Regions from separate parts of the Homo sapiens genome. Here region 2 is linked to region 1. Evidence: read pairs that join two places in POLR2A ChIA-PET (ENCODE). Cell type or tissue: PC-3. All regions are shown on one strand. Each heading gives the region's core, and the rest is flanking DNA. Links, peaks and the distances in the headings are about the cores only. Region 1 overlaps SMG1 (SMG1 nonsense mediated mRNA decay associated PI3K related kinase). Region 2 overlaps TMC5 (transmembrane channel like 5).

Region 1 (4,397 bases), core at 239-4,238:
TTCTATCCAGGATTTCAAATGCAGTAACAAGTGCTTTGATCTTTTTTTTTTTTTTTTTTTTTTTTTTTTCTTTTTTTCTTGAGACACAGCCTGGCTCTGTTGCCCAGGCTGTAGTGCAGTAGCCACCGCGCCCGGCCGATTTTTCATCGTTTGATACAAACAGAATCATGCCAAATGTCCGGATCAGATGTTTGTTTCAGGTGAATTAACTATAGTTTTAACTTCCAACCTTTTATCTTTTTTACAGGTTTTAACTTCCAATCTCATGGTCATTTGTATTCGGCCATTGAATTTAAATTTATTTTTAAAATGTTCCTTAAGTAACCACCAGGTTCTTAAATGTTCAAGGAAGTCATAAATGTGAGAGAACATAGCTGCAGACCACATACTGCCCCTAAGAGAGCTGGGCAAGGGCAGGAGCATTGTGAATTTCATGGAAGGGTGTCAATTTGCTGTGGGTCTTTCGGGGAAAGGGGAGTGAAGTATCTGAATCAGGGAGAAGCACTTGAAAAAAAGTCTTTGCAAGGGAAGCTGACTGTTCAATAAAGTGCCACTTTGGAGAATGTTGGGGTAAAGAAGTTGTAAAGGCAGGATACAGCCAGTTGACAGAGACGCTATTTGGAGAGATTTTAAAGCTATGGAGTCTGAGGAGCAGGTTCTTCTCCACGCCCCTAAAAAAAAAAAAATACAAATGGGGAGGCAGGGAAGATCCCTTGAGCCCAGGAAATAGAGGCTGCAGTGAGCTATGATTGCACCTATGCACTTAAGCTTGGGTGACAGAGCAAAAAACCTGTCTCAAAAAAAAAAAAAAAAAAAAAAGTCAAAAAGATCGAAGCAATCAGCAGCCACATAATTAGTGAATATGTTGAGCACTGGGTATGTGATCTTGCTAGACCCACAGTAATAGCCACTTCCAAAAGAGAGGGTATTTTATTAGGGTTTAAAACTGACATTTCTACTTTTGGGAAATCAGCTTTTGCTGCAGAATATGCTTCTTGTTTTCACCCAAGTTTTCCATGCACAACTTAAGACTTGTTAACACCAGCTTGTGAAATGAAGGTAGGTGAAAAAAACAGAAGCAACTGAAACAGCAGTTTCTCCACTTAGTATTTTTTGTTACTTAACAATGTATTCCCATACCTATTTCTAAATGCACAGCCCTGCTATATGGTCTCTCACTAAATTTCCGATTGGTCTAATTATTAAAAAACACCCACCCTTAACATAGCTTTCTTTAGAGCTTTGTTTTTGTCCTACAGAGACAGGATGTGATCTTTTGAAATGTGCCAGATGACTAAGCAGTTAACACAAATCTTACTAACTTCATTTAGCAGCAACAAATGCAATCTCCAAGATATAAAGCCAAGCTGGACATTTTCTATTTTTTTTCAGAGGTTTCACACTCCAAGGAATGCACCTATCTGTCAATAATGATCTACGGGAATTTTGTTTTTAAATACTGCCAAAATTAAGCTTTATAAATTGGGCCTTAACACAAAGAATTTTATCGTTGAAGTAGAATTTCTACTGCTATTCAAAAATACAACAGATGTTTGAGAATAAAATAGTTACTTTTCTGAGAATTTAGGGGTCTTTTTTGAGGTATTAGTGCTATTCAGAAAAAAAAGACTAGGCTTGGCTCGGCTTAGTGGCTCAGGCTTGTAATCCCAGCACTTTGGGAGGCTGAAGTGGGAGTGTAACTTGAGCCCAGGAGTTCGAGATCAGCCTGGGCAACATAGGGAGACCCTGTCGTTTTGTTTTTTCAAGCTACCCAGGTTCCAAAAGGTTTCAAGTTTTCCAAAATCTATTTTGACCAATAAATTCAGAACTTAAATGCTGTATCTTTTGAGACTGAACCTTTATTTTCTGAAAAACAGGTATTTCATACAATCTTTGCCATGTTAATGCAAATATGCACAAAGTAGGCATGTATTTGTTTTCCAAAAGATGCATTATGAACATTTTCAGGAAGCTGGTGTGATTTATTCAACTTTTAAATACAATCACAAAATTATATCCATCAGGAGGCATTACAACCTTTTGTACAGAAAAGCCACTATTTATACATTGTTACTAAGACAAGGAAGATTCAGTTCAACTCAACTTGCTCTTAGAATAAGGGTAAAAAGTAAATTAACAAGTAAGTGAAGTATGATGTTGTTGCCACTGACATTACAGGTGGAAATATAAGGGAAATTTAAACCAGAAAAATGACACAATAACTTTAAAGAGGAGCTGAAACTTTGTCAAAAAAAGAAAAAACTATTAGCCTGTTTTCAAAGAAAAACATTCTAAAAGTGTGCATTTCAGAACATAGAATTCTTCTAAGTTTACCATCTTCAAAAATCTTCTAAATTGTATGACACTTTTACATTAGCACAACAAACAGCTTTTTCTAAGTCTAGCCAAGTTCCCATGGAAGGCAAACGACCCTAAGTAGTTCATATTTTACAGCCCTTGAACTTATAAAGCTTTTCTCATTAAGAGTCAGTTTTACCCTTCTGTAAATAAGGATGGTGATACTGTTATCCAGGCCTAAAAAGCAGGAAGTGCAACAAACCCTTAGGGTTTCATGATACAGTGAATTTTCCCCTCCCCAACGTTTGGAAAAAATTGGGACACTTGCTAGTTCTTCCCTGTGGGAAGAATCTTTCTAATATTACCCAAATATTGAAAACAAAATCTACCTTCTTTAACCCTTGTATTAGTAATTCTACCTCCTTGGCTTATGGGGGGAAAAGTCCTAGTTTTAAATTGCTGGCATTTTACAAGCTCAACAAGATAAAAAATTGAACACTGGTTTTCATACTCTAATTTTATGTAAAACAAAGATGCTTAAATGTGCGAATAGTAAAGCATTCACTGATATTTGATGTATCTGAATAGGACTAACAGGCTAATTGTAGGTGCTTTCATATGAAAATAATTGGGAGAAAAGAAGAACCAGCTCCTTTGATTTCAGTACTGCCAAAACAAGTAAGCCCCCAGAGTTAATTACAAAAATGTAGAGGAAAATAGGCCCGGAAGACTTTGCAATTTAAAGTACTGCCTATAATACCCCAGATTAAAAAGGACCGAAGATTGCACATCAAGTCTAATATTTGGCTGTACTTGCATTGCCCTGCTCGGCATTTTTAAAAAATGGCTCTTTCCTTAAATTTCACACGTCAGAACAACCACAATTAAAAAAACAAAAAACAATGCAGATAACACCAAACATTGGACAATATTAAGAAAACTACTTACTAAGCTTAGGTAATAGAGGCAAGGGTTAAGGGCAGAAGTGATGGAAGTGTTTCTTTGTATTACAAACCCTCACCCTAAACCTGGGGTTTGGGCTCTAAAAAAGTAATTTAGGGAAGCAGATCAAGAGCCTGATTATCAGTTCTCACATGGAAATCTCAACAGATTTCAAAAGCAACTCACCACAAGTGTCAGACACAAAAGAATCTTAATAATCATCTAGCAAACTACACTAAGAACTCAATGACCAAAAATAATCAATCAAACTTCAAGACACACCAAAGCAACAGTAAAAGAGAAATAACTACACAAGCTAAGCTCTGTAGAGAAATCAACTAAAAATTAGGCAATTCTAGTAAATTAAAGACAGCAAAAAACTTAAGATTGAACTTCAATTTCCAAGGGTACTTTGAAGAGGTTGTTTGTAGGTTATTCTGTACCCCCTGATTCTTAAAGAAAGTGGAGGAGAGGGGGAGGCGACAGAGGAATGGAGGGAAAGGGGGAGGCAAGAGAGAGAAACAGGAGAGGATCCCTGGTTTTCCACAGGTATTTTATCAAAAATGTATGACTTCATAACTACAGCACTCTAACTTTTCTCAGTCTAACTGCTGAGGTCTCTTACGAAAGTTCAAATGGCAAGTCACCTTGTAGAATGACTTAACAGAGGAAGCCAAACTATACAGACCAGGGCCTTGTCCAGAGTGCAGTAAGGAGCAGGCTTTTGAAGTCATCTATTACATCTGCCTTACAACCAAACCCACTGTGTATGCCACATTATTCTTGGAGGGACCACTTTAAAACAAAAGTGATGGATAATTTACCAGAGGCACATGCTTTTGAAGTAAAGCTGTTTTTTGTTTTTGCTTGAGTAAGGTGCCAGGTACCTCTGAAGCCTGAAAACACAGGCAATAAAATTCACCTATTTATCTTCTTTACCAAAGAGAAAGCAATTTCTGAATACTATCTATAGTGCTAAACTAATGTGAACTGACTATCATTGCGATAAAAGTTTTTCCTTATGATGACAATAAAGAATGTTGCTGAAAGACTTTAATCTTGAGAGAGCAGAGGTAATGTGATGAATGTAATTTGCTCCCAGAGCCTCTAGAAAATAAAGCAGTGTGCAAAATACAATATGGCATTATTATTCCAGC
Region 2 (4,397 bases), core at 237-4,236, 630 kb after region 1:
CTTAGTAAATTCCTTAAAGAAGGGAAAACAAACAAACAAAAAGGACAAGAGGATGACTATTTTGCTGTATTTATATTTTCCTTTTTTGTTTTGTTTTGTTTTGTTTTCTTGAGACAGAGTCTCTCTCTGTTGCCCAGGCTGGAGTGCAGTGGCATGATCTCGGCTTACTGCAACCTCCGCCTTCCAGGTTCAAGCAATTCCTGTGCCTCAGCCTCCCAAGTAGTTGGGATTACAGGTGCGAGCCACCACGCCTGGCTCATTTTCTTATTTTTAGTAGAGATGGGTTTTCGCCATGTTAGTCAGGCTGGTCTCCAATTCCTGGCCTCAAGTGATCTGCCCATCTCAGCCTCCCAAAGTGCTGGGATTACAGGCATGAGCCACCATGCCCGACCAGTATTTTTATTTTCCTATTCATAGGTTTGATCTTGCTGTCTTGAAACCACAGACCTTATTTTCTAAGCATAGGCCTCATTTTCTTAGGCTCCAAGGAGTCTAAGTGTATGGCTGTGAATGTGCCTGACACTCTGAAAAGCCAACATGGATCTCAATACTAACAAATGTTTATTTACAGGAAGGCTTTGTTAATTGAGTGATGGAAGCTATTGCTCTCACTTGCTATTTAGAGACTATTGACATTACCTTTATTTCCTGGTCCTAAACATTACACACTGCAGATAAAGGAGTTCCTGGCATTTATTTGTCATGGCATCGAGGCTGACAGCCAAAGTAATCATTACACTAATACACATTCCCAGAAAGAGCAATCAAGAGCAGGCAAGCAAACGAAATCAATGTCTCTGCTGAAATGTGCCTGTGTGTGAGCGTCCCATGACCTGGTGCTCTGGCAACCACTCGTCCATGTGTGGGGGCCATCATCCTTGTGTTGGAGTTGTCTGTCCAAGATCAGGTGCCTGCAAAAAGAATGGGAGCTTCCAGAACCGCTAATGTGAAACTTTGGTTGAAATGAGGTGCCTGGGAATGAGCGATTTCTTCTTTTTTAAATTCTTTTTCATAGCCTTTCAAGAATTTTTAGAATTAGCCAGTCTTGAACTCCTGACCTCAGGTGATCCACCTGCCTCGGCCTCCCAAAGTACTGGGATTACGGCGGGAATCACTGTGCCTGGCCCAAAGTTCCCCTTTTTATAAGGACACCAGTCATGTTGCATTAGGTCCCACCCCAGTGAACTTATTTTAACTTGATTACCTCCACCGAGATCCTACTTAGAAATCAGGTCACATTCTGAAGTACTGCGGACTGGGACTTGAACATACCTTTTTGAGGGGATGCAACTCAACTCATAACAGTGGTCACGGTATGAACAGCATATGCCCTGGAAAGTCACACACCACATTTACGATAGTGGCACCTTCCAGACAGGGAAGAGGACACTGGAAAATTGGATTAGGAAGAGGTATTAGAGAGCTTCACCAGAAATGTTTTATTTCCTTAAGAAAACAAATGCAAGTCTGGAATTCATATGAAAAAGATTAGTATGAGTTAATATTTGACCTTTTCTTCTCTATGCTTCACTGTAGTCTAATGTTTCAAGTTTTTAAGAGAAGAGAAAACAGGAAGCCATTTGAGGCAGTGTTTTCTGCTTCCAAATGCACAGGATTGGGTTGTACAGTATGAGCCCATCTTTTATGGAAGTTTAAGTCCTCTGTCTTCTGATTTTCAGGACATGAGGCTCTGCCTGCAGTCAGCAACTTGGAATATTCAGACTTCAGACCAGCATCACAGATTATAACCCTCCGTAAATCATCTGCATCCCAGCTCCCATCAAAAGCCAGCCTGAAGGACCCATGGACACGTGACTCCAGTGTTCTCAACAACATCTTAAGATCAAGTTGGTTTGCACAACATTTGCATCTACTTGGGACAAAGCAAGAACAATAAGGGCAAAAAAGTAAGTTTTCATACAGCTGAATTTATTCGGTTAAATAAACTACCCTTCTTTTTGAGATGGGGTCTCCCTCTCTTTTTTTTAAGTCCATAAAATGTTTTATGAGATAATGGTGATAGTCAATTGTGATAGCTGCCATTGCCTTTAATATCCTTAGATGGCAAAACAGAATTTTATTGGGACTAATTTCTTTCCTTCTCTCCACTCTCTGCAATAAAAACAATTTTTTTTTTTTTTTTTGAGACTGAATCTCGCTCTGTCGCCAGGCTGGAGTGCAGTGGCACGGTCTCAGCTCACTGCAACCTCCCACTCCCTGGTTCAAGCAATTCTCCTGCCTCAGCCTCCTGAGTACCTGAGATTACAGGCACGCGCCACAACAAAAACAATTTTTTAAAAATTATTTGGTCTGTTTTAAGTCAAATAAATGATGGTTCATTGGAACTAGTTAAAAACTTCTGTAGAATCATTTTCATAATTTTAACTGTGGGTCTTAAGTATGTAGGGATCTTACATTATTTACAGGATCATCACTAGCATATAGAACATTGATTTCATTTATGTTAAGAGGTTAATCATGGGTTTTCATGACAAAGTTCACCCCGTTAGAAGATAAAACGTGGGGGCCGGGCGCGGTGGCTCACACCTGTAATCCCAGCACTTTGGGAGGCCAAGGTGGGTGGATTGCCTGAGGTCAGGACTTCGGTAGCAGCCTGGCCAACATACTGAAACCCCGTCTCTACTAAAAATACAAAAAATTAGCTGGGCATGGTGGCAGGTGCCTGTAATCCCAGCTACTTGGGAGGCTGAGGCAGGAGACTCGCTTGAACCCAGGAGGCGGAGGTTGCTGTGAGCCGAGATCGTGCCATTGCACTCCAGCCTGGGCAACAGGAGGGACCTTCCATCTCAGAAAAAAAAAAAAAAAGAAGAAGAAGAAGACAAAATGTACGGCTGAAATTGGACTTTGTGGCCTTGTTTTGCCTCTCTCGGGGCAACTTCCTGCTCTTGGTGCTGGTCAATTTGCTGTTTTGTAAGGCCCTGGTTTCTCTTTCCTGTCTTTCAGGTAATAAATGGCCTCAATTAGAAAAATTAACCTTTGGACAATTCACAGGCTTCATGATCACATGTTCTAGCCAGGCCCAGGGCAGGAGATGGGAAAAGGAGATTAAAGATAAGAATCACAGCTGGCCATCTTCTGCTGGCACCTGTAGATCTAAAGCATTCTTTGTGACGGTTCCATGGTATTCCACTGTGCAGATGTCCTGTGACTGATTCAGCCCATCCCCTGTTGATGAATTTTTGAATTGCTCCCAGTTTTTTGTCATTATACACAAAGCTTGGCCTGACAATCCTTAGCAATTCTGGCTGAGTGTCTGGGTTTCGTGAGATCATTTTGGTGGTGCAGAACAGAACTCGTGGGTGGCTGGCCTGGCCTTATGTTAGCTTGAGGCGGGGAGAAGTGGGAGGCGGCAGAGAGCCAGGTAAATAGCTTGACTGTGACCTCATCCATATTCTAGGATGTAATTGATCCCTAGAAGATTTCTGAATTAGCTGAATGACAAACACAAGATACTTAGATGACCCATTCGAACCAGGAAGCCTTGCAACATCAAGTAAGGAGTCCTCAATTAACAGCCTTAGAAGACATGTCATTGCTTGGGCATGTGATTGAAAACCATTCAAATGGTGAAGTGAGAAACCCTAAATGGGATATGGAAAGGAGGAATTGAAATAGATGGTTCAATAGCCCTTATTGAGGAGGTGCTAGAGAAAAACCAGGAAGAAAGAAAGTAGGATAGTACCCTCTTTGTGCTTTTTCCAAGGCAACAGGAAACAGTATCATTCCTTTGAACCTGCAGCATACCTCATTTACTCCTCTAATAGTTAACAGGAAGCTAAGGGTAAGGTTCTCAGAAGGCCACTCCCACTTCATGTGACATCAGTGTGAGAGACTATTTCCTTATGGCCATTTCCTCCTCTCTCTTTCCCAATCCTTTTCTGTGGGTTTAGCTCTTTGTTTGTTTAGGTATTTGTTGCAGTGCAGGTGGTATGGTTACAGCATTTGTTCCCAACTGTGAAACAGATGTGCAATACACAAGCTCTTGTCAAATGGCAATGGAACAGAGAACTGTCCAACAGACTTGAAGCTAATTGTTGGCTGATCACATATAACATCCATCTTTCTATCTATCTATCATCTATCTACCCATCTGTCTATTTATCTGTCTATCTAATCTATGTGTGTTTTTGTATGTGTGTTCTATGAATGTGTATATATAATGTATATTATATGTGTAGATCTATTATATATGTAGATATGAATAAATATATACATAAATTGTATGGATATCTTTGTGTGTATATACATATAATATACACATATAATACACATATACGCATACAATATGAAGTTATATACATACATACATATATATAAATTTGTCAAAGATTCAAAACAAAGACCAAAATGATTTGTATCAGTCAGGCTAGTCTAAA

Evidence for each region. Peaks named below come from ENCODE experiments on the same cell type or tissue, not always from the same donor. Only the 100,000 strongest peaks of a DNase experiment are listed, where the experiment ranks them.
Region 2: POLR2A ChIA-PET joins it to region 1 with 5 read pairs; 1 of 35 experiments calls an interaction of 5 or more read pairs at or near these places.

The regions. Positions count from the first base shown.
Region 1 is chr16:18,803,019-18,807,415 of GRCh38, forward strand. SMG1 (SMG1 nonsense mediated mRNA decay associated PI3K related kinase) reads right to left here. Exons shown (of 63, transcript NM_015092.5): 63 at 1,842-4,397. Among named protein-coding and RNA genes, the nearest start is that of ARL6IP1, 3.7 kb to the left of the region's middle. In PC-3, for the core only: no CTCF peak of the experiment used is centred there; no DNase peak of the experiment used is centred there; H3K27ac peaks cover 880 bases.
Region 2 is chr16:19,428,734-19,433,130 of GRCh38, forward strand. It overlaps TMC5 (transmembrane channel like 5), which reads left to right. Exons shown (of 22, transcript NM_001261841.2): 2 at 1,680-1,907. Among named protein-coding and RNA genes, the nearest start is that of TMC5, 13 kb to the left of the region's middle. In PC-3, for the core only: no CTCF peak of the experiment used is centred there; no DNase peak of the experiment used is centred there; H3K27ac peaks cover 2,028 bases.